Regions from separate parts of the Homo sapiens genome. Here all the other regions are linked to region 2. Evidence: chromatin contacts called from ENCODE Hi-C or POLR2A ChIA-PET data. All regions are on one chromosome and are shown on one strand. Each heading gives the region's core, a stretch centred on a gene start or an enhancer-like site at or near the end of the contact. The rest is flanking DNA. Distances are from core to core; before and after follow the strand shown. Region 1 holds the start of CCDC61 (coiled-coil domain containing 61). Region 2 holds the start of CTU1 (cytosolic thiouridylase subunit 1). Region 3 holds the start of ZSCAN22 (zinc finger and SCAN domain containing 22). Region 4 holds the start of ZNF576 (zinc finger protein 576). Region 5 holds the start of FBXO46 (F-box protein 46). Region 6 holds the start of XRCC1 (X-ray repair cross complementing 1). Region 7 holds the start of CLPTM1 (CLPTM1 regulator of GABA type A receptor forward trafficking).

Region 1 (2,881 bases), core at 312-2,811, 5.1 Mb after region 2:
GGAGGAACCCAATAGGTTGGGGCCTCGTGGATATGGTGAAGACTTTTGCAGTGTAATGTGGGAGCCAGGAGAGGGTTTGAAAGGAGAAACAACCTGACCTGACTTCTGTTCTACTAGTATCCCCCTAACAGTGAGAGGCAGAGAGCCCACCTGGAAGGCCACTGCAACAAACCAGGTAAGAGCAGGAGACAAACTGAGGCCAGAGTGGTAGCAAAGGAGCTGGTGAGGCATGGTTGGATTCTGGATGTGTTTTGAAGACAGAGCTAATGCGATCTGCTAGACCATATATAAGTAAGACAAAAGGGAGAAGTGAAGAAGACTCCAAGCTAGCCAGGCACGGTGGCTCACGCCTGTAATCCCAACACTTTGGGAGGCTGAGGCGGGTGGATCACCTGAGGTCACGAGTTCAAGACCAACCTGGCCAACATAGTGAAACCCCTTCTCTACTAAAAATACAAACAATTAGCTGGGTGTGGTGGCGGGCGCCTGTAATTCCCTTGAATCTGGGAAGTGGAGGTTTCAGTGAGCCAAGATCGCGCCATTGCACTCCAGCCTGGGCTACAAGAGCGAAACTCTGTCTCAAAAAAAAAAAAAAAAGAACACTCCAAGCTTCTTGATCTTAGTACCTGGCAGGATGAATGTCCCATCAACTGGGTTTGGAGGTTGAAAGGAAGAAATCGCAAGATTGGTTTGGGACAAGTTTATGTCTGAATGTCAGATGAACTTCCAAAGAGAGAAGAGTCGGCCATGATATGAGTCTGGAGTTCAGGGCAGAGATCCAGGCTGGAAATACACACGTGGGAGTTCTCATTAGATAAAGAGGGTGAAGCTAGCCAATGGTATAGACAGAGATGATGTCATTCTACTGATGATGAAGCTGAGGCACAGAAGGGTTAAACAACTGGCCCAAAGCCACAGTAATGATCAGTGGCAGAGCCAGGATTCAAATTCGGGATTCAACCCGACGCCAGAGCCCACATTCTTAACCATCAGTAGAGTAAGTTTAAGAGTTAATTCACCTAAAACACTTGGCAGGTGCACAGCACATAGCAAACGCCACAGGCATAATAGGGCTTCACATCTCTTTAAAGTACATGCTCATCCCTGGAGGTCTCCTTCCCTCCCTTCCTCAATATTGCTTCTTCCCACGACTTTCACCCAAATCAAAGCTTGTAAAGCATAGTGCGCTGTAATAACCCTCTGCCTTAAAACCTCCTACTAAATCGCCACGCTGCATTCCAAGGACGTCTCTATATTTTACCATCTGCTGTCTCCTGCTTTACAACTTTCCCCATTGAAGACCCTCCTGCGATATACAGATCACCCCCAACTCACATGCTGCGCTCAGCCTCACAACCCCTCAATCAAGCGCCTACCCTTGTTAAAGGGCACCCTCCCTCCCGATTCCTACAAGGCCAGGTCAGCTGCCCACCGCAGCCCACTCTCCCCCGAGAGAAGCCCCTTCCCCTCCACCTAAGACCTCCACCACGGCCCGCGCAACCGCCACTCCCGCGGCCTCTCACCTTCTCCACTAGCAACCCTCCTCGCGAGCGGTTCAACTGACGAAGCTCCAGCCCCGCCCCAGGATCCGGCGTTCTCGCTTCTGATTGGTCACAGCTTACCAGCAGCCAAGTTTCCATTAGCCAAAAGAGACGCCCATCACTCTGTCCCTCCCCCAGAGGAGAACCCGCCCTCCAAAACTTCCAATTGGCTAACTAAGAAGAGGCTGTCCCAAATGGGTTGGGGGAGGCACCTAACGTCGGGCTCTTCTCTAATCACTACTGGCTAATAATGCTGCCAGTCATACAAAAAGGTTGTTCCCCAGAGTGGAAGGGAAAGAATCCCGGAAGTAGCCCCTTGACTCCACCTATTACCCCCTGCGGGAGGGTAGGCCGCGCCCACGTGGTGGGGAGGGCCTGGAAGGGAGAGCCGGGTGTGCATGCGCATGGGGAGATAGTGGCCGCGGCTCCGGAAACTGGGGAGTGGTCTCAGCATAAAGACAGGTTGAGATTTGTCATCGCTTGGTGCATTCCAAACCTGCACTAAGCATTTTGCAGGACTTGGCTTATTTAAACTTTATAACAGCCCTGCAAAGTTATTATGATTTCCATTTTACCACTAAGAAAACAGTCTCAGAGAGGTATAGCCACTAGCCCGGGTTCACACGGCTTTTGAACGACCCATATTTTAAACCGATCAGTCATGAACTGGAAGGATCCAGCTAAAGGAATTGAGCGCGGGGATGGGGGAGGAGGGACCTCTTTAAGAAAGGAAAATAAAGTTTAAAGAAAAAAAAAAACTGACATGAAAGTTTACTTAGAATATGAAATAATAACAAATTACATATTTAAAAGAGCCAAATACCACAAACATTGCAAAATCCCAAAGGATAACGTAATGTTTTTATTAATTTTCTGCCTGACACACCTCTGTGATGTTTCCTACTTTTTCAGCTGCATGTTTCACAATATCCTTGTCTACAAAGAGAAAAGTAAGTTATCTTTCCTCTAGCGTGGTTGATGGAACTTTTTAAAAATTCATTATAATTTAGAACAAGTTTCAGCTTCACAAATCAGTATTGGTGATGTTATTGAAGTCTTTTGGAAATCTAGAAAAACTTCTGGCCAGGCGCGGTGGCTCACACCTGTAATCCCAGCACTTTGGGAATCACGAGGTCAGGAGTTCGAGACCAGCCTGAACCACCTGGTGAAACCCTGTCTCTACTAAAAATATAAAAAATTAGCTGGGCGCAGTAGCGGACGCCTGTAATCCCAGCTACTCAGGAGGCTGAGGCAGGAGAATCACTTGAACTCGGGAGGCGGAGGTTGCAGTGAGCCAAGATCGTGCCACTGCACGCCAGCCTGGGCAACAGAGTGAGATG
Region 2 (2,999 bases), core at 31-2,530:
AAAAAAATGGGCTACAGGGTGCATGGGGTTCCTTCTCACGTCATCACCGGCCGTAGACCTACACATCCTGGGGCTCTCTGCACATCTCCACATCTCAGTCTAAGGCTCTGGTGGTCCCTTAATCTAGAGGATTTTTTTTTTTTTTTTGAGACAGAGTCTCACTCTGTGGCCAGGCTGGAGTGCAGTGGCGCGATCTCGGCTCACTGCAACCTCTGCCTTCTGGGTTCAAGCCATTCTCCTGCCTCAGCCTCCCGAGTAGCTGGGACTACAGGCGCGCACCACTACGCCCAGCTAATTTTTGTATTTTTAGTAGAGATGAGGTTTCACCATGTTGGCCAGGATGGTCTCCATCTTTTGACCTCGTGATCCACCCGCCTCGGCCTCCCAAAGTGCTGGGATTACAGGTGTAAGCCACCGCGCCGTCTAGAGGAATTTTGAGCCTCAGTTTTTTCGAGGACCTAGGTTTGGGGACCTGGATCTCAAGGGTCTCAGATATCTGAGTCCTTAAACTCCTTGTGCCCCGGTATTTGAGTCACCGGGGTCTTCAAGACCCTTGGGCCTTGTGGGGAGGGTGGAGGCCTCCAGATCCCTGTGTCTAGGGTGCAGACGGTTGTCTCCAGGTCTACTGGTTCTCTCAGGTGCTTTGGTGCCAGGGGTCTGCGTTTTTAACCCCCTTAGTCTCAAGGGTCTGAGTCTCTGAGCCTCTGGGCTCCTGGGTTAGGTGAGAAGGGTCTTTGGATCCTTCTGTTTAGAGTCTGGGTCTCCAGCACGCGCATCACGACAGCCCCCGCGTGCGCGCGGAGTTCCACTCCAATCCTCGAAGTCTGCTCTACGCATGCGCTATCTGCGCCTTTTACACTAGCGACCAACCCCTGCAGTTCCACCTTCAATTCCCACCCGCAACCCCGCCTCAAAGGGCAGAAATCATAGGCCCTGTAATCCCCTTAAAATCCTATAATAATCCCACAAAATCAGTTAATCAGAATACAACTACTTCGCCCATCCAGCAACCTGCCGGGTGACAGCGCGCTGCCATGACAACAGTACACGCAGCTCCGCCGCTCCCTGCGGCCGCGCGCAGGCGCAGAAAGTAAACGCGGGGGGAGGGGGAGCAGTGTATTTTGGGAGCGGCAGAAAGAGCAATGCAAGTGTTTCTGGGAGTTGTAGGCCAAGCGGGACCCCGGAGCCGTAGGCGCATCCAGCGGAAGTGTCGCATGGGCTTCTGGGAGTTCTAGGCAAGAAAGCCCCAAGACCTTATGGGAGTGGTAGTCTCGGAGTCACTTCCGGGCCAGGCTTCCGCGTGGTGGGCAGTGTGGGCATCCCAGCACTGAGTTCTGCCCGGGTGAGTATTTCCTCCTGCGGTGGGTCGGCATGTGGACTCCGGCTCTTTGTTGCGGTGCCGTGGGAGGGTTGAGGGTCTCTTCGAGCGTAAGGCCTCTGTGATTTCCCAGCGCCCGTGTCCCTGAGGCCTTGTAGCCAGGATTCCCACTTTGAACGCTGCGGTCCGGCCTGTCTCTTACCGGGCCACTCCCTTCCCCAAGACAGGATAAGACCATCTGCTTGCCCCCGCCCCTATGTTACTATCTGCCTGTCCCCGCCCCCATGCCACACATTATCTGTCCTTTTGACAAGGCTGCAATCCAGAGGCATCCCTGGGGTCCGCGGCCTCTCTTCTGGGAGCACTTATTATTCCCTCATCCTACAGATACTTACTGAGCACCGACTCTGCGCAGGGCGGCGGGAGCGAGGGCACCAGACCAACCCTGTCCCTGCCTTGAAGCAGAGAGACAGACCTGTCACCAGTGACAGCTAGTCAGGATCAGGGCAGCTCTGAGGGCCCTGGTGGAGGCGCTCGACTCAGTGACGAGGGTCCATAAAGTCTTTGAGGGAAGACGCTTAACATGCATGTCAAACCTGACGTGGCCAAATGGAATTCCTGGTCTTCTCACCTCACAAAATGGCCCCACCGTCCCTCCAATGCTCAGGCCAGAACCTCAAAGTTACCCTTCATCACTTTCTCTCGTCGTTGCCCCAGTCCCCACTCCAATCAGTCTTATACAAGTCCTGTGGGCTCCACCTTCAAAATAGATCCAAAATTTCACTTCTTCCCACCTCTACTGCCAGCACTCCTGTCTAGTGTGCTGACCTCCAGCCTTCTGTCCTTGTCCCTGACAACCAACAGTCCTCCCCACACAGCAGCCAAACGAATCCCACTTTTTTTATTTGAGACAAGGTCTCACTCTATCACCCACGCTGGAGTGCACTGGTGCGATCATGGCTCACTGCAGCCTTGACCTCCTGGGCTCAAGTGATCCTCCTGCCTTGGCTTCCTGAGTAGCTGGTACTACAGGCCTGTGCCACCAGGTGCAGCTAATTTATTTATTTATTTTTTTAGAGATGGGGTCTCGCTATGTTGACCAGTCTAGGAATCCTTTTAAAACATGCCAGATCATACCACTTTACTGTTCAAAAACCTCCCAAGGCTCCCATCTCCTCCTGAATAAACCTAAAATTCCACATCATGGCCTATGAGGCTCTGCTAACTTGTGCAGCCTTGTCCCCTGCGAGCGTCTCCCTTCCTCAGGACGTGGACCCCCCAGGACTGGGTGACTGTAGATTTAGGGGGTGAGGAGAGATGAGTCCAGGGTGACGTTACGTCCTGTCCTGCAGATGGGCTGGATGAAAGGTGGTGGCTGCTCTCAGAAGAGAGGGAACAGATGGGCAAGAACAGGTTTCTGCCTTTCGAGGAAGAAATAGGTTGTCTGGGCGCTTAGGGTCTGAACATCTTTAAGGTGCCCCAGCCATGTGGAGGACCAGCCAGGAGGGACATCTGAATATCATGATTCAGAGGCGCTCATAAGAATGGAAAGAAGCTGGGCACAGTGGCTTACGCCTGTAATCCCAGCACTTTGGGAGGCCGAGGCGGGCGGATCACTTGAGGTCAGGAGTTCAAGACCAGCCTGGCCAACATGGTGAAACCGCATCTCTACTAAAAATAC
Region 3 (2,700 bases), core at 130-2,629, 7.2 Mb before region 2:
CTCAGTTTCAGCTGCAGACATGGCAAAGCACAAATCCTCTCTCATATGCTTGGTAAACTGTTTGTGGATCACCCAAGTTTTAGTCTCCCTGATAAAAATCTCAGTCAATCAGATATTAACACATATTATCTCAGGTACAGTCTGTCAGCCACAGCCTTCAAAATACCCAGACACAGGAAATATCTCAATGTCACCTATAATCAGTCAAATAAACACAGGCCTGGCCAGGCATGGTGGCTCATGCCTATAATCCCAGCACTTTGGGAGGCCTAGGCAGGTGGATCACCTGAGGTCAGGAGTTCCGGGCCAGCCTAACCAACATGGTGAAAGCCCGTCTCTACCAAAAATACAAAAATTAGCCAAGTGTGGTGGCCGGTGCCTGTAATCCCAGCTACTCGGGAGGCTGACGCAGGATAATCGCTTGAACCCGGGAGATGGAGGTTGCAGTGAGCCGAGATTGCGCCACTGCACTCCAGCCTGGGCAACAGAGCAAGACTCCGTCTCAAAAATAAACACAGGCCCTCGCAGCATTTCCATCACACAGTATTATTCTGATCACAGTCATTCATAATCTTAGTCACCATCTCAAGGACACACAAAGAAAATCAGTCACACTTGAAATCCCACCGTCACACGCTCACCCTCTCACAGTATCTCACAACCCACGTAGGAAGTCTCAAACGGCAACCATCTCTGTCAGTCACACACTCCATGGTTAGTGTTACACTCAACCTATCAGAATCACACACTCCAACCCGTCAGATACACACACCCAAGAGGTGTCAGACACAGAACCGCCTATCAGACACATAAACGGGTCCGCCCCACACCCTCCCAGGCCACTGGTCCTACATTTTATCTGTTATCTGTCCGCCCGCTCCACACTTCGTCCGCCCCACACCCGGTCAATCAGTCCATCCGACACACACTCCGTCAGTCCGACACATTCTCCGTCGGTCCGTCCGGCACTCAGTGTGTCATTCCGCACCACATTCGGTCCGTGAGTCTGTCCACACCGGGTCCGTCAGTCCGTGCACACACGGTCCGTCCACGCCTGGTCCGTCAGTCCGTCACATCCTCTGCGCGTGTGTCCGGCACTCGCAGTCCGTCTACTCACGTCCCCTAGTCAGCCTCTCACTCTCTACCCGCTGGGCGGTACCCCGCATCTCGCTCTGGCCGCCCCAGAGGTTCGCGGCTTCTGGACCTGCTGTGCCCCTCTCCAGCCTGGATCAGGACGGAGAACACCCCCGAAACCCACCTCACCAGCACAGCCGGCGGACCCTTCCGGAGGTGGCCGCAGAGACTAGCCAACTTGCGCGCCCGCCGACCCGGACCACAGCTCCCAGCACACCTCAAGGGCCCACGCCCGCCAGGACTACAATTCCCGGCGTCCTCCGGAAGCTCAAGTGTACCCAGGCGCGGTGCCTGCTGGGAATTGTAGTTGACGTTGGTCAGCACGGAGGCCACAGGATCCCAGCCCGGCCTTTGTGGGACTGAGGTGGCGCTGAGTGGGAGAGCAGCAGGCGATGCGCGAAAGGCGGGACTTGGAGGTGAGGGAAATGTGAAGGCTGAGGGTGAGAGTGCCTGTGTGAGGCTGAGGGTGCCTGTGTGAGGGTGAGGGTGAGGGCGGCTGTGTGAGGGCTGAGGGCTGAGGGTGCCTGTGTGAGAGCTGAGGGTGCCTGTGTGAGGCTGAGGGTGCCTGTGTGAGGCTGAGGGTGAGGGCGGCTGTGTGAGGGCTGAGGGTGCCTGTGTGAGAGCTGAGGGTGCCTGTGTGAGGCTGAGGGTGAGGGCGGCTGTGTGAGGCTGAGGGTGGCTTTGGGAGGGCTGAGGGTGTTTGTGTGAGGGGTGAGGGGTAAGGGTGAGGCAAGAAAATCGGGTCTGGAGGCAGGGAACCTAAGGACTTCCTAGAAGTAAATCAAATGGAAACTGCAGCTATGGTAGGAAATATCCTCTCCATTTATGCAGGGCGTACATGGAGTAAATCACTTTGTAACTTTACTTCGTCCTCTTCATTTACATAGGGCATATACCAAGTAACCAATGGAAACCTCTAGAGGGTATTTAAACCCCAGAAAATTCTGTAACCGGGCTCTTGAGCCCCTATGCTCCGGCCTGCTCCCATACAGTGGAGTGTACTTTCATTTTCAATACATCTCTGCTTTTGTTGCTTCATTCTTTTCTTTGTGCATTTTGTCCAATTATTTGTTCAAGATGCCAAGAACCTGGACACCCTCCACCAGTAACAAGGGTACCTGGGTGAGAGGTGAGGGTGCCCATGTTAGGAGTGAGGGGAGAGGGTGCCTGTCTGAGGGCTTGTGGGTGTGAGTGTCTGTGTAAGTACTGAAGGTGCCTTTGTGAGAGGTGAGCGGTGTGGTTGCCTATGTCAGGGTGTGTATTGAGTGTAGCTATGTGTGGCTCTCTGTGAACACATGTAATCATTTTTATAAATGTGTATCATTTTTTACTGAATTTGAGCTGGGCGTCTGTCTGCATGAGTCACTCTGTGACCAGGTTTGTGGGTTGTTCTGTGTGCTTACTCTGCGTGTGTGTGACCTGTGATTTAATCATCATATGTGATAATCATGCAGCTGTGTTTGCCTGCACCAGGTGTAATTGTGTCTGAGACAGATACTTAGAGGTAATGGGGTGGACCTGACACAGTATAAAGGCCCTAGACTGTGTGTGATGTTGTTACGGTGA
Region 4 (3,113 bases), core at 586-3,085, 7.5 Mb after region 2:
CTCCATAGGACCGTTGGAAGGAATAAATGAATTGCTGTACAGTCATTTGCAATTATGACTAATGATACAGAGAAATCCAGCCCGACATCCAGGATCTGGCCTGGTACTCACAGCTAGACCTTGGTGTTCTGTTGAACATAAATTTTCACAGAATATCAAGGACAGACAAGGCCACGCTGTGACTAAAATGAATCAAGACAAGACTACATCATCATAATGTCTGAGCACAGACAAAATATGAATACTGTCCAAGCAGAAAAATGACCAAACATCCTCCTATCCTGGCTAATGTGAATGTCTGCTGCTGCTTTATCAGTCAGAGCTTGAGCCTCGCCTCCTTCCTTCCTCCTTCTGGGTAAGATTTATTACGATAGCCAATCATAGAATTGCCCCTGCTTCCTGGTAGCATCCAATCCAGAGCAAAACAATTTTGCTTGAACCTTCCCCAAAATCACCACCCACAAGCCCAAATCCTGTGTCGTTTTTACCATTCTTAGTGAGACACCCCACAGTCCCCCCATGGTCTGTGTTCATTGCAGTGAGAAACCCAACGTGTTCAACTGCAGGTGTGTTCCTGGTAGTCTCTGGCTCAAGGGCATTGAGACTACAGCTCTTGTTACAAATACCTCTCTCTGCCTCAGTTCCCAGTTTAAAGGGCCTATTATTAGAAGGACTCAATGAGATAATGAATGTTAAAATGGTTCATAATATGAGAATAAATACACCTAGCTCATAATAAAACACTGAGCAGGAGGTGTTGCTATTACATGTCAAACTGGCTACCATCATTAACCCCTAGCTTTCCCCTTTGCTGCAGTTAATCCCATACCCACCCTGTGAGGTGGGAAGTACCACCCTCTTTTGACAGTCAAGGAAACCAAGGCCCAAGTTACACTGAAAGTCTAGGGCAGAGTTGGGACCAGAATCTTGGGGTTTCTCTCCCAATAGAACCATTCCCAGCCACATCTCCAACCCAAGCCTCTCCTGGAAGCCACCCTATCCCTCTGAATGCATAAGCATTGCAATCCTGCTTATGTGGCCAGAGGAGGGTGAGTACTCTGGCCACATAAGCTGGTGTGAGGAGATGCACTTCCTGCTAGAGCAGCTCAGGGACCATTACAGCCCCTTCTCAACAGGCAAAACTCTGTGGCGCCTTGGACACCGAAGTGCCACAGAGATCTTAGCATCAGCTCCTGCACCCCACCCTCCTCTAGCCCGCCAGCCATGTGTACTCACAGATGTTGCCTCCTGGGCTCTGGGGACTTCTCTCCTTGGGTGAATCCTGCTGCTTCATGTTCTCTTCAGGGTTCGGGTCCTCCATGGTGCTGGGACCCTTCTAGTCAGGAGAGGAGCGTGCATAAGTGAAGCTGTTCATCTGTTACCAGTCTTAGAGGGCACCCTAAGTCTATGACCTTTGACATCGCCAGAGGCTCTCCTTGCCTGCCTTTGACCCCTACGACATACTATCTCCTTGAACTCTAATTGATGGAGTTCTTGCTAAAAGAAGCTTCAAACCTCCCAAAGGACTGGATTTCCTGGGTTTGGGACTCCCCTAGAGTCTTCTCACTGGTGTGACCTATGACCTGCTGCATCAAACTAACTCCCTGAACTCAGCGTGGAAGCCTTGATCTTTGACACCAGCGTCATCCCAATCTCAAGTGTCTTGGGGCAGGTAGTGATACCCACCCTTTATCCCAGTTCTTCCCGGGAAACATCCTCTGACATCCTGTGATTTTTGTTCCGCCCAGAGCCCCCGCCTCCCACGCGCGCTTGCAGCTGCTATCCCGCTACCCTCAAGCGCTGCCTACAGGTTCCTGCTCCCAGGCCTCAGTTTTCCTCCTTACAGCAGAGGGCTGCCTTTCGCTGCGCCTGTCAGCCGCTGGCTACAGCGCCGCCCCAGAGAGAAGTGGGATAGGGACCACTCAGTCTCAGGGCCCCCGTGGTTTCCGCGCCCTTTTGCCAGATGAGCCTCTCGGAGCCGAGATCCCGGATTTGCCATCCGGCAGTAGTATAGTCGCACCAGCCCGGTCCTCAAAATAACGGGAGGGGTCCTTCTCTGCCCTATGGCGCGTTTGATGACGTTCAGCCTCCCGCGGCTTAGCTAGCTAAGCCTTTTGCGCATGCGTGGGTAGGCTCTCGTGGCGCGCAGGCGCGTTGACTCATTCATTGTTCTAGGCCCTGAGGCCGCCAAAGAGGGGCGTGCACACTTCGGCCGTTCTGCGCAGGCGCGGCGAAGGGCTGGGTCTCTGCTGTCGGCCTTCCAAGACACACCCCCTTGGGAGAGGGAGTGACGTCAGGTTAAAGCTACCGGGACGGGTCCCGGCATCTCTAAATCACCGCTCCCTGGCCTCTTCGGCCTCCGTCCGCCGCGGCCCAGGGGCCGGGCTTCTCAGCTGCTGACCTACTGCCACCGACTGCGCTCTCTCCCGTGGGTCGGCTTTTTGCTCGGTTGGTGATTTGGAAGGGGGAAGGGGAAAGATGAAAATAACAATGTGTCCGAGGGAGGAGGGACTGGAAGCCAGATTTCTGAGGTTTTATTTTTATTTATTTTTCAGAGAGGGTCTTGCTCTGTCGCCTGGGCTGGAGTGCGGTGGTGTGATCACGGCCCACTGCAGCCTCCAAGTCCTGGGCTCAAGCGATCCTCCCGCCGCAGCCTTCCGAGTAGCTGGGGCTACAGGCGCACACCACCATGCCCGGCTAAATTTTATTTTTTATCGAGACGGAGACTCTACCAGAGAGTCCCCCCACATGTTGGCCAGGCTGGTCTCGAATTCCTGGCCTCAAGCGATCCTCCGGCCTCGGCCTCCCAAAGCACTGGGATTACAGGCATGAGCCACCGCGCCTGATTTCAGAGTTTTTGAAGCAGAAAGGGAAACGTTTCCATCTAGAGGGAGGGCGGACAGACAGGACGCCTGGGATTCTGGGGGAATAGGGTCTGGGCTCTGGATTTTTTAGGTCCTGGAGAGTGACACTCAAGAACCGAAGGGGACAGGGTGAAGGACTGAGGCCTGGGTTCCGAGTGGGGCGGCTAGGAAAGGAAAAGGCTAGGTGCTCCCTGACCCAGGTCTTCTCTACCCGTTGCTTTCCAGCCATGCCTCCGCCGCAGGGTGACG
Region 5 (2,700 bases), core at 186-2,685, 5.4 Mb after region 2:
GTTGCCAGCGACAAGAGGCTTAATCTCTTTCTGCCTTATAAATTTGGGATTGTAATTCCTACCAGGGTTGTCTGTAGGGTGTCTGGCATATAGTTCCGATGCAATAAATATTTACTGAACACATGTTTACGCTGTTCTAGGTGCTTGAACAAGGTACACAAAGATCTCTGCCCTCCTGGAGCTTCTTCTTCTTCTTCTTCTTTTTTTTTTTTTTGAGACGGAATCTCGCTCTGTCCCCCAGGCTGGAGTGCAGTGGCGCGATCTCGGCTCACTGCAAGCTCCGCCTCCTGGGTTCACGCCATTCTCTTGCCTTAGCCTCCCGAGTAGCTGGGACTACAGGCACCCGCCACCCAGCCCGGCTAATTTTTTGTATTTTTAGTAGAGATGGGGTTTCAGTGTGTTAGCCAGGATGGTCTTGATCTCCTGACCTTGTGATCAGCCCGCCTCGGCCTCCCAAAGTGCTGTGACTACAGGCGTGAGCCACCGCGCCCGGCCTTCTTTTATTTTAAGAGGCAGCAGGGTCTCATTCTGTCGCCCAGGCTGAACTGCATGGAGGGCGGTGGTGTAACACTAGCTCACTGCCTCGAACTCCTGGGCTCGAGCGATGTGGAGCTGCTATTCTATGATGTGGACTAACTCCTAATGTATGGGACTTTCCTTCCTCCTAAGGCTTAATTTTCTCATTTGTAAATCAGGAGGTAAGAAAGGAGGGGACGGGCCGGGCGCGGTGGCTCACGCCTGTAATCCCAGCACTTTGGGAGGCCGAGGCGGGTGGATCATGAGGTCAGGAGTTCAAGACCAGCCTGACCAACATGGTGAAACTCCGTTTTTACTAAAAATACAAAAACTAGCCGGGCGTGGTGGCGGGCTCCTGTAATCCCAGCTACTCAGGAGGCTCAGGCAGGAGAATCGCTTGAACCCAGGAGGCGGAGGTTGCAGTGAGCCGAAATTGCGCCACTGCACTCCAGCCTGGGTGACAGAGCAAGACTCCGTCTCAAAAAAAAAAAAAAAAAGAAGGGGATGGATGGGAAGGAGTTTGGAAAAGCACAAGGAGCTGTTAGCTATTGTGTTGATCGGCACAAATGAATCAATAAATTTGCTCTTCCCCAACTCTCCACCCCTCACCAACACCCTATTGCAATATTCTCAATTCCCTTCCCAAGGGCCTCGGGCAAAAATGGAGCCCTCCTGGCTAGACTCCATCTCCCAGCGCGCCCAGCGGGGAAGCACCCTGCGCTTGCGCTGCCAAGTCCTCCCCGGCTTTGTCTCCCGGGAGTTCGAGTCGTTCTTTTCCTCCGCCCGCCTAATTTGCTTCCTACCCCACCTCCAAGCTTGACCGTGCTGCCTTCTGGGGGATGTAGTCCGTGGCTGCCCGGACTTCAATTCCCAGCGGGCTTCGGGACGAGAACCCGGAAGGGGAGGCTGGAGAGGAGCGAGTGGGGGAAACCCGCGTAGCCGAGGGAGATGCAGCGCGCGGCGATGGTGAGAGCCCAGGCGCGGGCCGGGGGCGCTGGAGAGTCGGGACGGGGGTTCGGGACCGGGTGACGAGGGGGAAGAGGCAGGGGCGAAAGAAGGGGCTGGGTGAGGGGAGATTGCCTGGGGGAGAGGACTGGGAGGAATGGGAGCCGGAGGTAGTAGTAGAAGAATGGTGGCTTGGGGAGGGGTCTTGGAGGTGGGGTGGGAGTGGAGCTTTGGAATTGATTGTAAAGGGGCTCAGAGCTGGGGAAGTGGGCCCCGAGTTGGAGACTGGGCTGGACATCCAGGTAGAGGCCCTGAAGGGGTCGATTTCGATGGGGGCTTAACCTGCGGCGAGGGTATGAGGATCAGGGTTAGGATGAGTGAGGGGGTCTGGAAGCTCCAAGGGACAGGCGAACGGTGGACGCAATGGGTTGGGGCCTCTGGATCGGATTGGGGGCAGGAAGGCAAGTTGAGGAGGTAGGAGGGAGAAATCAGTGGTAGGATAGAGTGTGGGTTTAGGCTCCAGGACTGAGGGTGGGGTAAGGAGCGTGAAATTAGGGGCCTGGATGTAGTGATAATTTCCCTAGTCCCGCCAGAGACTCCCGGTAAGCTGGACAGGCACAGAACTGTAGGATAATACGGCCAGAAAGGGCCATCGAGACAGGCTTTCGCACCCTCACTTCCCCGGTGGAATTTAGAAGAGTGTAATGGTTTATCCCTATGAGAAGTACAGCATTCATATCCCCTATTCTTCCACCCCTTTGTGCCATGGACAAATCTGTGAGCCTCAGTGCCCTTATCTGTAGTATGGGAACAGCAAGCATGCCTCTGAGAACAGGGTTAAAGGGAGTCATTAAAATCGTTACTATTAGTGGGAGAGCTGGGCTGTGAAGTTTCAGTCTCAGAGCTGTTGGTGGGAAGTTCTCCGCCCCCGGAATGTGACTGGGTTACAGGTGCTAATGGATTTCCTCCTTTCCAGTCCAGTCCCAGAGGCGTTTTCTCAAAAGCTGGCACTGATCTGGGCACACACCCCAGCTCAGAAGCATGTAGGGGCTCCCCACTGTGGATTACAGCTAACGCTTATTGTTTTACAAAATGCCTGGCCCTGTCCTTAGCTGTTTGTACACATTAACTCATTTAATTCTGATAACACCCCTGAGGGGTAGGTGCTGTTATTTTCTCCATTTTACAGAAAGGAAGCAGAAGTACAGAGAAATTAAGCAACTTTCCCAAGGCTATCCA
Region 6 (2,730 bases), core at 22-2,521, 7.5 Mb after region 2:
CAAGGAAGCACCCAGTGTGGGTAGGGCCCCACCTTGGAGCACCCAGCATGTCCAGGCTGGTCCTGCGGGTGCGGGGTGCCTTGTCTCCCTTCCCCTCTCTTCATGTGCTCGGCTCACACTCCTTGTGTGTTTGGGCTGTCTCCAGCTGCGACCCCACCCAGGGCTGCACCCTTGGGTCTCCAAGGCACCGAATGAACAGAGGGATGTCTGTCGGCAGTCATAGGCGGGCGTAGTAAAAGACAGATGCCCACAGTCCACATATTGGGAAACTGAGGCTTTTGTGGAAGAACTCCAGGATAGGGGTGTGTGTGTGTGTGTGTGGTGGGGGTTGGGCACATGCTTTGTGTTATATTTAGGACGCAGAACCCTTCTCTTTTGGCCTCAGGCATAAGGCTGAAAGAGATCTGCTAATTTTTTTCGCGCGTGCGCGCGCGCGTATGTATGTATATGTGCGTGTGTGTGTGTGTGGCAAGGGGACAGAGAGAAGAGTGCAGCCGCCTGAGCCATTTGAAGAGATCCTGTTGCGTAGAATCCAGGTTCCCTACGAAACTACGAAAATTCACTCAGATTTGCTGTCCTAGCCCAGCGCAGTCGCTCACGCCTGTAGTTCCAGCACTTTGAGAGGCCGAGGCAGGTGGATCGCTTGAGCTGAGGAGTTCGAGACCAGTCTGGGCAACATGGCAAGACCCGCCGCCCTCTCACCCCATGTCTCCACAAAAAATACAAAAATTAGCCGAATGTGGTGGCGCGTGCGTGTAATCCCAGCTACTTAGGAGGCTGAAGTGGGAGGATCCCTTGGCCCCAGGAGACAGGGGTTGCAGAAAGCCGAGATCGTGCCACTGCACTCCATCCTGGGTGAGAGAGCAAGACCCTGTCTCAACAAAAAATTTTTAAAAAATAAAATAAATAATAATACAGCAAAAAGATTTGCTTTCTCGGCTTCAGTGTGGGCGGTAACTCCATCGTGCAATGAGAAAGGCGAATTTCTTCCAGACACCAATCCCGGAGGTCGCTTCTGTTGCTAGGCTCCCAGAAAGCAGGGTTCGGACGTCATTGGGAGGCGAGGCTAGAGCGGGGTTGTGTGTGGCGGAGGGAGGCGGGGCTGGAGGAAACGCTCGTTGCTAAGGAACGCAGCGCTCTTCCCGCTCTGGAGAGGCGCGACTGGGCTTGCGCAGTGTCGACGCCGGCGCCGGCGCGCCGGGGTTTGAAAGGCCCGAGCCTCGCGCGCTTGCGCACTTTAGCCAGCGCAGGGCGCACCCCGCCCCCTCCCACTCTCCCTGCCCCTCGGACCCCATACTCTACCTCATCCTTCTGGCCAGGCGAAGCCCACGACGTTGACATGCCGGAGATCCGCCTCCGCCATGTCGTGTCCTGCAGCAGCCAGGACTCGGTGAGGGACCTGCATGGGGGAGGTTGGAAGACGTGAGGGAATTAATGAGGATAGCTCTTAAAAGAGCTTTTGGGGTTCTCTTGGAAGTCTAAGGAGAGTCATGGGGGGATTTCCAGGAGGCTAAAAGTGAATTGTGGAGAGATGTTGAATTAGGGACGTTCCGGCGTCTAGGGAACTTCCGGAGAGAAAAGGAGGAATAGGGAAGCTTTCTTGGAGAGCCCATAGGTGAACTTCCACGGGAAAGTGTTGTAGGGGAAACTCCAGGCAGAGTGTCGGGGGATTAACGGGAGAGCTTAAATCTGGGGGTCGTAGAGGCCTTGGGAGGACTCAAAGGAATCATCTGAGAGCTGGAGGCCTAGCTGTCATCTCTGTGCCCTAATTCTCCTCTCCCACTGTTGTTTCCAGACTCACTGTGCAGAAAATCTTCTCAAGGCAGACACTTACCGAAAATGGCGGGCAGCCAAGGCAGGCGAGAAGACCATCTCTGTGGTCCTACAGGTGATCCTGCCACCCCACCTCCTCCTCACTAGGAGTCTGGAGTCCGGGGTTCCAGATTCTGCTCCTGAGCCAACTGGCAGTGGGTTTAGTCACTTTCTTTGCTGGGCCTCAGCTTCCTTACTCGGAAAATGGGCAGCATAATCCCTGTGCCCCTCAGCAGAGAGGAAAGGAGACCCAAGGATTAAGTCCAGGATGACCACAGGAATCAGTGTGTGGTCCTGGGCAGGTGGCATCTACTTTCTGGGTTCCAGTTTCCTCAGCTGGAACAAAATGAATCATTGCCACGTACTCTGCCTCCTGCAGCCAGTGGGCTCAGGGCTGGAAGGTGTCCAGGAAGGTCGTCTAAGCCAATCAACTCCACTTTAAAGAAGGGGAAACTGGCCGGATGCCGTGGCTCATGCCTGTAAACCCAGCACTTTCAGAGCCTGAGATGGGAGGATTGCTTGAGCTCAGGAGTTCCAGACCAGCCTGGGCAACATATCAAGACCCTGTCTCTATTTTTATTAAAATAAATAATTTTTTTTAAAGAATAATAGCCAGGTATGGTGGTTCACACCTGTAATCCCATCACTTTGGGAGGCCGAAGCTGGAGTATTGCATGAGCCCAGGAGTTTGAGACCAGCCTGGGCAATACAGTAAGATGTCATCTCTACCAAAATTTTATAGATTAGCTGAGTATGGTGGTGTGCACCTGCAATCCCAGCTACTGGCGAGTCTGAGGTGAGAGAATTGCTTGAGCCCAGGAGATGGAGGCTGCAGTGAGCTGAGATTGTGCCACTGCACTCCAGCCTGGGCACCAGAGTGAGACCCCCAAAATATAAAAAATAAAATAATAATAATGA
Region 7 (2,884 bases), core at 300-2,799, 6.2 Mb after region 2:
TTGATAGTGCCGAGCTCGAGAAATCCTAGTCTAGTCTGAAGAAAAGTGTCGGATCGTGCAAGACTGTGATTTATTAAAGAATTTGTACTTTGTCCTAAAGGCAAAGGGGTAACTCTTGATTGTTTTTAAGCAGAGTTGGTACAAGAGAAGATCAGAGTGCCATCTGGAAGCTCAGGGCAATGAGAACAACCTGGGCCCTGGTCTCTCAAGCCACCATCAACCCAATAATCAACAGAAACCCAGAGGGGAAACGACCTCCTTTCAGCAAGACTGGGAAACCCTTGAAGACAGGAACTGAGCCTTCATTCCAGCACTAACTCAACAAACATTTCCTAAGCTGTCCCTGAAGCCAGGCCCTGGCTGAGAATGCTGAAAAGATTCAGAGCAGATACAGTGGGCTCTATCACACAAATTTCATCCATGTGTCCTACCCAAGTGATACCACTTGCTCTTTCTCTGGGCTCCCCCAGTCCCTGACACAGACTTTTGTCACCAACCTAATCATTCAGGATTACAACTGTTTACATGTCAGTCTCCTCTCTTCGTCCCCTGACAGCAGGGATATGGCTGGCCCTCCTGTCCAACCTCTGCATTTAACACGGGAGAGATAAAGGCCTAAAGAGGGAAAGGAACTTGCCCAAGGTCACACAGAGAGTCAGCTTCATTCTCCCCTCTCAACCCGCACTCCTTTCCCCTGAGCTGCCTCCCACATGTCAGTGACATCCCAGTGGGTGGGTCGACAGCACCTTCATGTCTCTCCATCTATTCCCCAAATGCCTGAACGGTAGCTGCCTGAAATGGTATGCTCTGCAGTGTGTTAAGACAGCAGTGGGGCAGAAGTCATCCGCACCAGGACTAATTAACCCATAGAACTATTTTACATTAAAACCACAACCATACCAGTCCCTGTGTCAGCAGTGTCTTGTAACTTCTACATAAAGTTACAAACCTAACCAGGATGACCTTCTAGAAGCGCCTTAGTCTCACTGTTCCTTGAATTCCCGTCTGTAAAATGGGTCTGTCGGCCGTGCCCTGCTAATACTGACTTCCCCACAGCTAGAAAACTCCCAATTAATCACTGCGCACACCTCAAACACTACAACGAGACCTGAACGCCAGACCACTCTAGGAACGGCCTCAGAGCATGGAATCGCGGAGTTGAGAACCCAGCGCGCCAAGGTACAAGCCTGCGCCCCTCCGAGCCACTGTCTCCCCGGATCGAGCAATGAGCCTGGTGGCCGCCCGGCTCGAGCGTGCAGGGGAACCGACCCGCAACAGGGCCCTGTTCCCGGCACCGTCCGGCCTCCCGGGCGGTCCGGCCCTGCCTGGGCCGGGTATTCAAGGTCCCTCTGGCCAAGGAGCCCCCAGTGCACGGGATTCCGTGACAAGAGGTAGGACACGCCCCGTGGGAGGCCCCCCGGCTGGGGAAGAACCCCCTCAGTCCCCTCTCGGCCTCCGTACCTGACCGGAGCTGCCTCCCCCGGCCGCCACCACGGCGCTGCGGGCCCCGTCCGCCTCCTGCGCCGCCGCCATCTTCCCGCTCCGGGTCCCCGCCCCCGCCGCCAGCCCCGCCCCGTCCCCGACTTCGCAGCGCAATCGCGCGAGATTTCACGCTTTCCTAGCCCCGCCGGGCCACCCTATCCGGCAAGAGTGCCGCAGCCACGCCTCTCAGGAAGGCCACTTCCGGCTATGGAAGGACCAACCTGGCCACCGTACTCGTCTTTCTCCCAGCCCGTTTGTTTCCACCTAATAAAAACACTGTATGCTCCGAACTCCAGGACTTTCTCGGCCAGCATGTGCCTCCCGCAAGTTCTGTCCCTTCCGTCCCTTCACATTAACCCGCCTTTTCGGTTATATGAGCCTTTCGGGACATCCTGTCCGCTTCTCCCTGCCGATTCTTCGCGTCCTTTTCGTTCCATGTTTCTTGAGCTTTACCGGCCACTGTACGGCTTCGAACCACGCCCCTCTTTCGTCAGAGGAACCTTTCTGGCCACCGTATTCTGATTCGAAGAACTAGCCTTTTGCCCAGCACCCTTGTCTTCTGACCCCTCTTCCTAAGACAACTCTTTCGTTCAAGTCTCCTGAGCTCATATCCTTTCTGTGTTTTTAGAGTTCCAATTCCAGGGGTCTTACGGCCAACAAACCTCCGATGAGACCCTATGATACACCCCCAAGCCTTCGGACTGCCCTGCCTAGCACGCATGCGCGTTCCCTCAGTGGTCCAAACCTCGCATCCGTGGGCTAGGCTTCACGGGCTCTGAGAATTCCACAATTTTTCATTAGCTGTGTGTCTTCGTACAGCTCTAAACCCGGCCATCTGCTGAGAGACCCTTAGTTTGGAGAGGGTGTTACGGAGGCCCAGAGAGGACAAGACTCTCAGAGGCTGTTAACTGTTCACCCGTGAAATTGGGTGGATGTCTGGCCAGGGTTCTAACCCTTGTGGTGCTACTGACTGGATAAGATATCCTGGACAAGTGACGTCTCTCTCTCTCTTTTTTTTTCTTTTTTAGACGGAGCCTCACTCTCCCCCAGGCTGGAGTGCAATGGCGCGATCTCGGCTCACTGCAACCTCGGCTCACTGCATCCTCGGCCTCCCGAGTAGCTGGGATTACAGGAGCACGCCACCACTCCTGGCTAATTTTTTTTTTTTTTTTGAGACGGAGTCTCGCTCTGTCACCCAGGCTGGAGTGCAGTGGCGCGATCTCGGCTCACTGCAACCTCTGCCTCCCGGATTCAAGCAATTCTCCTGCGTCAGCCTCCCATTTTTTTTTTTTTTTTGTAAGTAGAGACGGAGTTTCACCGTGTTGGCCAGGCTGGTGACAAGTGACATCTATGTTTGAGCCTCAGTTTCTCCCCTTTTATAAACCAGGGATATAATCGTACT

What was found. A loop is a pair of places that touch in the nucleus more often than their neighbours do. ChIA-PET counts read pairs that join two places held with the same protein, here RNA polymerase II (POLR2A). Pooled maps may share reads with other maps.
Region 1: a loop to region 2 is called in a pooled map, with 32 times the contacts of the local background. The contact joins the promoter of CCDC61 here to the promoter of CTU1 in region 2. A Hi-C loop is called at or near these places in 7 of 50 pooled maps.
Region 3: a loop to region 2 is called in a map with no recorded cell type, with 31 times the contacts of the local background. The contact joins the promoter of ZSCAN22 here to the promoter of CTU1 in region 2. A Hi-C loop is called at or near these places in 1 of 37 single-sample maps with no recorded cell type and 2 of 50 pooled maps. POLR2A ChIA-PET finds 5 or more read pairs at or near these places in 1 of 52 experiments (WTC11).
Region 4: a pooled map shows a loop between it and region 2 (22-fold over the local background). The contact joins the promoter of ZNF576 here to the promoter of CTU1 in region 2. A Hi-C loop is called at or near these places in 6 of 50 pooled maps.
Region 5: a loop to region 2 is called in a pooled map, with 31 times the contacts of the local background. The contact joins the promoter of FBXO46 here to the promoter of CTU1 in region 2. A Hi-C loop is called at or near these places in 3 of 50 pooled maps.
Region 6: a loop to region 2 is called in a pooled map, with 16 times the contacts of the local background. The contact joins the promoter of XRCC1 here to the promoter of CTU1 in region 2. A Hi-C loop is called at or near these places in 3 of 50 pooled maps.
Region 7: a pooled map shows a loop between it and region 2 (21-fold over the local background). The contact joins the promoter of CLPTM1 here to the promoter of CTU1 in region 2. A Hi-C loop is called at or near these places in 5 of 50 pooled maps.

The regions. Positions count from the first base shown.
Region 1 is chr19:45,994,147-45,997,027 of GRCh38, reverse strand. It overlaps CCDC61 (coiled-coil domain containing 61), which reads right to left and starts at 1,561. Exons shown (of 14, transcript NM_001267723.2): 1 at 1,524-1,561. RefSeq lists enhancers at 1,444-1,623, 2,014-2,203.
Region 2 is chr19:51,106,690-51,109,688 of GRCh38, reverse strand. CTU1 (cytosolic thiouridylase subunit 1) reads left to right here and starts at 1,280. Exons shown (of 3, transcript NM_145232.4): 1 at 1,280-1,342. RefSeq lists an enhancer at 985-1,314.
Region 3 is chr19:58,325,673-58,328,372 of GRCh38, reverse strand. It overlaps ZSCAN22 (zinc finger and SCAN domain containing 22), which reads right to left and starts at 1,379. Exons shown (of 3, transcript NM_181846.3): 1 at 1,259-1,379. LOC105372480 (a long non-coding RNA gene) reads left to right here and starts at 1,125. Exons shown (of 3, transcript NR_144444.1): 1 at 1,125-1,550. RefSeq lists enhancers at 1,079-1,408, 752-1,494.
Region 4 is chr19:43,595,317-43,598,429 of GRCh38, reverse strand. ZNF576 (zinc finger protein 576) reads right to left here and starts at 1,835. Exons shown (of 3, transcript NM_001145347.2): 1 at 1,687-1,835; 2 at 1,237-1,336. The coding sequence starts at 1,321. IRGQ (immunity related GTPase Q) reads left to right here and starts at 2,296. Exons shown (of 3, transcript NM_001007561.3): 1 at 2,296-2,448; 2 at 3,090-3,113. The coding sequence starts at 3,092. RefSeq lists enhancers at 1,801-2,220, 2,621-2,690, 2,876-3,113.
Region 5 is chr19:45,729,631-45,732,330 of GRCh38, reverse strand. FBXO46 (F-box protein 46) reads left to right here and starts at 1,435. Exons shown (of 2, transcript NM_001080469.2): 1 at 1,435-1,482. RefSeq lists enhancers at 1,108-1,237, 1,328-1,437 and a silencer at 2,286-2,580.
Region 6 is chr19:43,574,068-43,576,797 of GRCh38, reverse strand. XRCC1 (X-ray repair cross complementing 1) reads left to right here and starts at 1,271. Exons shown (of 17, transcript NM_006297.3): 1 at 1,271-1,390; 2 at 1,796-1,888. The coding sequence starts at 1,340. PINLYP (phospholipase A2 inhibitor and LY6/PLAUR domain containing) reads right to left here and starts at 997. Exons shown (of 6, transcript NM_001193621.3): 1 at 1-997. RefSeq lists enhancers at 1-370, 371-897, 898-1,057 and a silencer at 1,158-1,317.
Region 7 is chr19:44,954,045-44,956,928 of GRCh38, reverse strand. CLPTM1 (CLPTM1 regulator of GABA type A receptor forward trafficking) reads right to left here and starts at 1,549. Exons shown (of 14, transcript NM_001294.4): 1 at 1,462-1,549. The coding sequence starts at 1,533. RefSeq lists a silencer at 1,297-1,626.